Regions from separate parts of the Homo sapiens genome. Here region 2 is linked to region 1. A link is an interaction called in ENCODE POLR2A ChIA-PET data of the cell type or tissue named here. Cell type or tissue: PC-9. All regions are shown on one strand. Each heading gives the region's core, and the rest is flanking DNA. Links, peaks and the distances in the headings are about the cores only.

Evidence for each region. ChIA-PET counts read pairs that join two places held together with the same protein. Peaks named below come from ENCODE experiments on the same cell type or tissue, not always from the same donor. Only the 100,000 strongest peaks of a DNase experiment are listed, where the experiment ranks them.
Region 2: POLR2A ChIA-PET joins it to region 1 with 5 read pairs; 3 of 35 experiments call an interaction of 5 or more read pairs at or near these places.

What each region holds. Positions count from the first base shown.
Region 1 is chr19:51,439,279-51,443,673 of GRCh38, reverse strand. No RefSeq gene overlaps it. Among named protein-coding and RNA genes, the nearest start is that of SIGLEC8, 17 kb to the left of the region's middle. RefSeq lists enhancers at 1,622-1,761, 2,062-2,351. In PC-9, for the core only: no CTCF peak of the experiment used is centred there; no DNase peak of the experiment used is centred there; H3K27me3 peaks cover 3,629 bases.
Region 2 is chr19:51,805,424-51,809,818 of GRCh38, reverse strand. The region is part of intron 1 of FPR3 (formyl peptide receptor 3); the gene reads right to left. It also overlaps a transcript of ZNF577 not described here. Among named protein-coding and RNA genes, the nearest start is that of FPR3, 12 kb to the right of the region's middle. In PC-9, for the core only: no CTCF peak of the experiment used is centred there; a DNase peak (open chromatin) is centred at 2,408.

The sequences.
Region 1 (4,395 bases), core at 226-4,225:
TGACCAATTAAAGGGTCTTCTCCTTTTCCAGTTAGGCTGTTCAGGGCTTCAGCTTTATTCAGTTGTTCAATTTTATTTTGTTATTGTTTAACAATTCTGATGTCTAGTCAAAGTTTAGTAATGCATTTGTTTGAGGGAATATGGTCTGAATCACAAATTCATAGAGCTACCATTATGCAGGGATGGAAAGTGGCTTTTTAATGGAGTTGACTAGTGTGTTCCTAATATGAATAATTAGTAATATTTACAAGGCAGCTTGAATCCTGATAGGCAGAGCACACTGGTGTTTTTCGTTTTGTTTTCATGGAATGCATAGCATATCGTTTCTTTAAGATTTTATCCTAGTCATCTTTTAATACTCTGCTCAAAATGGAGTTCCCTGTCCTGGTCCTTGTCCTTCACTGCTCCCCCGAACACCATATCTATGACTACTTTATGTCAGTACTATAAATATTGCTGTACACTGTGGTGTACTTGTCTTTCTCCTTTTGTAAGTTGTAAACGCTTGATTTTATTCTTGTGTCTTCAGGGCCTGGTACTTTTTCCTGTTATAATAGATGCTCCATAAATGTCTATTCAATAAATAATTTTAATCCTGTGGAAAAAAAAAAAAAGAAAGTGAAAAACAGGGCCGGGTGCGGTGGCTCACACCTGTAATCCCAGCACTTTGGGAGGCCGAGGTAGGCAGATCACGAGGTCAAGAGATCAAGACAATCCTGGGCACCATGGAGAAACCCCGTCTCTACTAAAAATGCAAAAAATTAGCTGGGCGTGGTGGCGAGCGCCTGTAATCCCAGCTACTCGGGAGGCTGAGGCAGGAGAATCGCTTGAACCTGGAAGGTGGAGGTTGCAGTGAGCTGGGATAATGCCACTGCACTTCAGCCTGAGTGACAGAGCAAGACTCTGTCAAAAAGAAAGAAGGAGTTAAGGAAGGAAGGAAGGAGACAAGAAAGAAAGAAAAGGAAGGAAGGAAGGAAAGAAAGAAAAGTAAGCAAGAAAGAAAGAAAGAGAAAGAAAGAAAAAGAAAGAGAAAAACAGACAACCCTCGAGGCACAGGAAGGGCAGCGGGATGACATTTATTGGAGGTAAAAAATCACTGTATTCAGTCCGCTGTCCTCAGACACAGGACACAAACTGAAATCCACAGGGAACCAAAGTGTGGGCTGAAGACGGAGCTGTCTACATAATAGTAAAGAGCACACAAAAAAATTGGATTCTTTTCTCCTACACAACTGCTCACCTACAGGCCGTGGTGACCCGTTTTGCAAGCATGGCAGTGGTGGGCATGGTCTGGCTTTGTAGCTGGCTAGAAAGGAGAACTGTTAGCTTTTTGGCATAATTCTAAGTTCCACACCAAGGATCCTATTTTATCACTTGGGTGGTGAGTAGAGAAACAAACACAAATGCCAACAAAAAATCCGACAAGCTGGTGCCATCCTCACCATTCCCGGCATGAGTGCTGCCTGCACCGCGGCACACACAGTCTCCCCTGCTATGGCTGGTGGGCCAGTTCCGGTTCTTGACTTTGCCTCAAGAAAAGAATTCGAGAGTGAGTCCAAGGTAAAAGTAAGCAAGAGAGTTAATTGCAAAGTGAACGTGCACTCTTAACAGCTGGTCAGAGCGGCTGCTCAAAGGTGAGACAGCGCTGACTGACGCTGGGGAAACTCCCTTTAGGGGAATCTTCCGTGATTACTCATGCGTGGGTGGGACGGTGTTGCTCTTAAGCGTGTTCTGGGTGGTCTGTTAGGCCCGCATGCGCAATGGCTGTACATGCTAGTGCATATACATCGCTGTCTCAGTAGCACCTTAAGTCTCCACGTGAGGGTGTGTTTTCACTATTATAATGAGCATAGGTCAGCCCAAGGACACTACCTAAGCATGGGTTTCTGCACTTGCACGGATATGGGGACTGTCCCTTCTTCCCTTCTACCTCCTTGCTACAGGATGTTTTGACCACGAGCCCAGGATGCGGTTTATGCGCTGTCGGGGTTTGCGAGCTGTCCGGCGGATTGTTCTCTCCGTCTATTTAGCAAATGTGTTTCCCTTTAAGGGAGGCTGTGTAAGGGAGGCTGTGAAACGCCTGTCTAACCTACTTACGCTGCAGCTGCACCAGGGAGCAACACAGAGACTTCACAGGAAAACTGGAAGAAACCACAGACCTTTCTAAAGAAGCGGTGGGCAGCAGCCTACACCACGAGCCAGGCAGAAAACTGTGAGTCCCCACAGTGTGAGAAGGGGAGAGACTGACTCAGGGATGTGTATTCTTTTGTAGCCTTTCCTTCGGGTTGAAGAGCACTTAGGTTGATTCTGTATCTTTCCAATCATTGAATTTTCTCAACTTTTTGCTTTTTCTTCTCCCTCAAGAACACCTATGAGTCTTAGATTTCGGGCAAGTCTACTTTCCCCACTCAAGATGACATTGCAGATCTCAGTCGGGAGCTTCTCTCAACCCGTGACCGCCTCCTGAGTCAGCTAGCTGGCTTCTGCAAGGCCCCCTGTGAGGTAGCATCGGGAATGGCTTCCCTCTGTCCCTGCTGGAGCCCAGGACTGCACGCCAAGCACATCCCAATGTGACTCCTTATCTACTCCCCAACGCTCCCTAACTCAGCTCCAGTGCTGGGCAGGGTGAGGGCTTCCCCCTCCTGTGGCCTGGACTGCGTGGCACCCCAGTGGGAGTGCACATCCCTGAGTCAGTCTCTCCCCTTCTCACACTGTGGGGACTCACAGTTTTCTGTCTGGCTCGTGGTGTAGGCTGCTGCCCACCGTTTCTTTAGAAAGGTCTGTGGTTTCTTCCAGTTTTCCTGTTAAGTTCCTGTGTTGGTCCCTGGTGAAAAGGTCACAACATAAATCTTTATACACTGTTTCATCTTTCCAAGGTGGGAGAGGCCGGCTAACAATGCCTGCAATCTGCCATCCTCTCTTTTCAGTTTTGATGTGTTATATACACTCATGCACATATACATAATGTTTACCAAAGTGGGATCATATTCTTAAATGTCCTTTATTAGGAATTCTGAAACATTAAGGGCAAATTTAATCAGAGGAAGGTGAATATACAGCTCTGAGTGTCTAGCATATATTTACAAAATATCTCAAGTCTTCTGTATCTAGATATAATTACAAAATATCTCTGAAGTCTTCTGTTTTACTCTGAAAGTCCCTATGAATGTTTGTGGCCTATGGAAAAACACGTTTCTGTTAGTTTCAACGGGAAAATAATGCATTCATTGTCACTAAAGTTGTCTGATTGACCTGACTCAGTATTTGAGTATAAATGACATCCCCAGAAGATATGCAAAGTGGACCTTCTGCCTTTAGCTCCTCTGAAGCACTTTTCACGCCCTGCCCTTGGGTCCTGGATCCCCACTGGAGAAGCAACAGCTCTGCACCACTACTGTTAATTATTCATGGCTGCATAGTATTCCACTGAATTTGATGTGTGTTGACTTATTCAACCAATACCCTATTTAGGAGCATTAAGCTTTTTTCAATTTGTTTTGAAACAGGGTCTTGCTCTGTTGCCCAGGCTGGAGTGCAGTGGCATGATCATGGTTCACTGCAGCCTCAACCCTCCAGGCTCAGGCAGTCCTCCTGCCTCAGCCTCCCGAGTAGCTGGGACCACAAGCATGCACTACCATGCCTAGCTAATTTTTTTTTTTTTTTTGTAGAGACAGAGTCTGCCTATGTTGCCCAGGCTGATCTCAAACTCATGGACTCAAGCAATCCTCCCACTTCAGCCTCCTTAAGTGCTGAGATGTAGGCTTGAGCCACTATGCCCAGCCAGTTCTTTCCATTTAAAAAATATATATAGACAATTTTTCCCAGAAGCATATGACGGGATAGACATAATTTTTAGAGCAGTTTAGGTTCACAGATTGAGCAGAAGGTACAGAGATTCTCCATATACCACCTGCCCCCACACATGCATAACCTCCTCTATTATCAGCATCTCCCACCAGAGTGGTACATTTGTCATACTTGATGAACCTCCATTGATACGGTATTAGCACCCAAAGTCCATCGTCTATATCAGGGTTTACTATTTTGTATACACAGCAGCATGCACAGCTTTTGCCTAGTCCGATTTGTAGATCCATGAAGAATCCCAGAAGTAGACTTGTGTGGGAAACACATGAACCTTGCCCAGAGAGAAATCTGGCCTTCTGGAGCACCTTGTCCAAAACCCTGTCTCTTCAGTCAGGAATAGCAGTATCCAGGGCTCACCTGGGGGCGGGTGGCAGCCTGGGGAGCAGACCCAAGGAGCTCTCAATCCATTTCTGGAGCCCAGCTTTGTACCTTCTTACCAAGAGAGCAGAACGTCACAGTCCCTCCCGGGGCAAAGTCCTGCCCGGTGCAGCCAGAGTGCACACTAATGAACAGCCACTCCTCCCCATT
Region 2 (4,395 bases), core at 197-4,196, 370 kb before region 1:
GAACACAAGGAGTGCAGGATTAGATCTCCCAGTCAAAGAATGGGTAATGTTAGTTGGGGCAGACAAACCCATCAAAGTTCCCACTGATATTTGGGGACCTTTATCAGCAGGATATGTGAAACTAATTTTAGGCAAAATCTGCCTTAACTTACAGGGCATTACTGTAGTCCCAGAAGTTGTTGACTCTGATTATGAAGGAGAAATTCAAGTAGTTTTAATGTCACAAGATCTTTGGGTTTTGAGCTGGGACAATATACTGCTCAATTATTGCTTATTCCCTGCAAATCACACCCTTCTCCATGAAAGGAGAAATGAGAAAATAAAGAGGTTGGGAGCACAACTACATGAGAAATCTATCTATCCCAACCCATAGCCTCTAATAGACCTACCTGTGTAGTACACATTAAAGGAAAGAAATTTTATGGGCTTATGGATACGGGAGCTGATGTGTCAGTCATATCTAAAGACAGTTGGCCCCCATCCTGGCCCTTGCAATTAACTTCTACATCCCTAGTGGGAGTAGGAACAGCTCAAAGTGTTCAACAGAGCACTGAGATTTTACCTTGTCTTGGTCCAGATGGACAGTCATGTACTTTTCAGTCTTATGTTGAAAATATAGCTATCAATTTATGGGGTTGAGACTTACTTATAACATGGAATATGAGACTTACAAATGAAAACTTTGATAACCCAGGATTTAAAATGTTGAAGAACATGAGATATCAGAGGGGAAAATGTTTAGGAAAATTTCTTCAAGGAAATCCTAACCCAATATCAGTAACTGGAAAAACAGATAGAAAAGGGCTAGGACGTCAGGATTTCTGACGAGGGTCATTGATATTTCTCCTCTGCCCACTGCCTCACTATTAGAATGGCTCAGTGACAAACCCGTGTGGGTGGATCAATGGCCCCTATCTCAGGAGAACCTGATGCAACTTCAGCAGCTAGTAAAAGAACAATGGGATGCCGGACACATAAGCTTGGAATTCTCCAGTGTTTGTTTTTCCAAAAAAGTCCGGAAGATGGCGACTACTACATGATTTAAGAGCTATTCATGTACACATAAAACTGATGGGTGCCTTACAAAAACTTTCACCATCTCCAGCGGCTATTCCAAGAGACTGGCCTCTTGTAGTAATAGATCTTAAGGATTGTTTCTTTACTACACCCTTACACGAGAAGGATAAGCCTTGATTTGCATTCTCTGTGCCTTCTATTAATCAAAGAGAACCTGTTTCTCATTATCAATGGAGAGTTTTACCCCAAGGCATGCTTAACAGTCTTACGCTATGTCAGCATTTTGTAGGACAGGCATTAAAGAAGCCTCGGAATATGTTTCCTACTGCTTACATCATTCATTATATGGATGATATTCTTTTGGCTGCTCCTACAGATCAAAACCTACATCAGTTATTCAGAGAAACAAAGCAGGCTTTGACTAAATGGAATCTCAAAATAGCTCTAGAAAAGGTACAAACAACTTCCCCATACCAATACTTAGGAACTATTGTTACAGAGAGAAGTGTATGGACTCAGAAAGTAGTTCTCCATAAAGACAGGTTATAGACTTTAAATGATTTTCAGCAGTTATTAGGAGATATTAATTGGCCATGACCGATGTTAGGTATTGCTACCTATCAACTTACACATATTTACCAAACCCTGCACGGAGATTCTTTAAATTCCCTGCAGCAACTAACTAAAGAGGCAGAAGCCAAATTACAGCTTGTAGAGCAAATGTTACAGCAGAGACATGCCTCATGGCTACAACCACAAAAACCTTTGCTTTTGTTTATTCTTCCTACCCCCTACTCTCCAACAGGACTTTTGGGCCAGTTTATAGACTAGTCTGTAACAGTAATAGAATGGTTCTTTCTATCTAATCAAACAGTCAAAACCTTGCAAGTTTATCTTTCTTTAATTACACAAATTGTGACTATGGGCAGGCATAGGTCACAAATGCTTACAGGATATGATCCTGACAAAATTATTGTTCCTTTAGACTCTCAGCAACAAGCTGCAGCTTGGGAAATGTCGACTGCCTGGCAAACTGCTTTCGCAGACTTCATGGGCGTGATAGATAACCACTACTCTCAGACAAAATTTTACAGTTTTATAAAATCCATTCTTTCATTCTTCCTGTGATTACTCATCACAAACCTATTCCAGGTGGACAGACTTATTTTACTGATGGCTCTTCCAAAGGTCATGCTGCCATCTATGGACTAAAACATACTCAAACAATAAGGATCTCTGGGGTTTCAGGTCAATGCTCAGAGCTAGTTGCAGTCAGCTGTGAGGTTTTACAGCTCACAGCTTCAGATCCTATCAACTGCAGGGACCCGAAGGCCCATGGGACGTGACCAACTCAGCATTCCACTGGAGGCTATATGATCAAACAGCAAACTGTTTATCATGAATGCAGGATGTGGCAAACTCACACTGCGCTGCCACCAAAAGGTTTGTGGAGGGCCTCACTCCCTGGCTCCTTGAAGTTATCTATTGAGAGTTATCTATTGAGAAATCTAGCGCCTACTGTTTTAAGAATGCAGTCTTGCAAGCCTGCTGTGAATCAGGCTGCTAGCCAGCAACCACCCCCCCCACTTCCTGCTATCTCTTTTGCCTGATAAATACGGAGGGCTGTGTAAAGCTCAGGGCCATTGTCCACTAGAGGCAAGCTGCCCCCTGACCGCTTCTTCCAAATATACTCTTTTATCTCTTGTCTTTTATTCCCACGCTCGTCCCCTTTGTTCAGTCCATCAGGGATCGTGGCAGGCTACAATCAACATTGTCAACCATAAAGACAGGTTACAGACTTTAAATGATTTTCAGCAATTATTAGGAGATATTAATTGGCTACGCCCGATGTTAGGTATTGCTACCTATCAACTTACACATCTTTACCAAACCCTGCAAGGAGATTCTTCTTGTTCAGCTTATGTTGTAAATTTAGCCATTCGCATAGAAACTGCTACAGTTAAAAGTACGCTAGACCCAGAACTGCTTAATTTGTTTCACTTATTCTCATATGCTGCATGGTACATGCCAAACAGGTGAGACAGCTGGTCATGTACAGCGACATTGTCTGTCATCATTTGCTCATATGGGAATACCTAAACAATTAAAAATTGACAATGGACCTGCTTATACTAGTCATGCTTTTCAAAATTTCCTACAGCTTTGGGCTATAACCCATAAAACAGGAATTCCTTATAATCCTAGAGGACAAGGCATTATAGAATGGGCACATCAAACATTACAACGAATGTTGAAAAGACAAAAAGGGGGTATAGGAGGCCAACTACCACCTCAATCAAAACTACATTTAGCCTTATTTACTTTAAAATTTTTGACTCCTGGTACGGATGGTAAGACTCCAGCAGAAAGACATTGGCAAGTGTTAGAGGAAAAGAGGAAAGTTTATCTGAAAGTGTTATGGAAATCCCCAGAAGAAGGACAATGGAAAGGCCCGGTGGATTTACTGACATGGGGAAGAGGGTATGCTTGTGTGTTTACAGGAGATTGACAAGCCATGTGGGTGCCCTCAAGGTGCTTGCAACCCTGGAATGGGAGACTGGAGAAACATGGGGTGGCCAACCATGGGCCCAGTCCCTCCGGTACGAGCCATGAGTCAGCTGAGCCTGAGTGCAAAGATGGAGAGAAGGCCGACTGGAGTCACGACACAGTCTTAATGTTACATTTGTAAAGAATATCACCACTCAATTTGTGGTTTGTGTTTTTAATCCTTATGTCTTTTTGGCAGCTCAGAAGGACCAGCTCCAGGTAAACAATACCCAGTTGACCTGTAAATCTTGCCAGTTATATCACTGCATTAATCATAGCACATTGCGAACACATAATATCTCGACTTTGATGATTTTAGGTTGCATCCCTGGGCTAGGGATTCCTGTTAATCTGTCCGAGGCTTGGGCTGCCACACCTGCTTTGCATTTTGTGAAACTTCTTCTACTTCAGGTTACTTATTGTGCCCGTAGAGCCTTAGGCATGATAATTTTTGCTATCGTTTCCTTGGTCACACTAATAACTTCTGTTGTGATGTCCTCTGTAACTTTGCATAGTTCTGTTCAAACGGCTCAGTACGTAGAGAATTGGACACGTACAGCCAACCAAGCGAGGCTACTTCAGAATAAAATTAACACTGAGTTACAAACTGAAGTGGCAATGTTGAAATCCATGGTTCTGTGGTTAGGGGAACAAGTATAAAGCTTGCAGTTGCAGCGGCAATTGCGCTGTCATTTTAATCACACTCGTATTTGTGTAACCAACTTAGAATATAACAAAAGTGAGTATCCGTGGGACCTTGTGAAAGCCCATTTGCAAGGAGCTTTCACATCCAACATCACCTTTGATATTAGTGAATTACAAAACAAAATT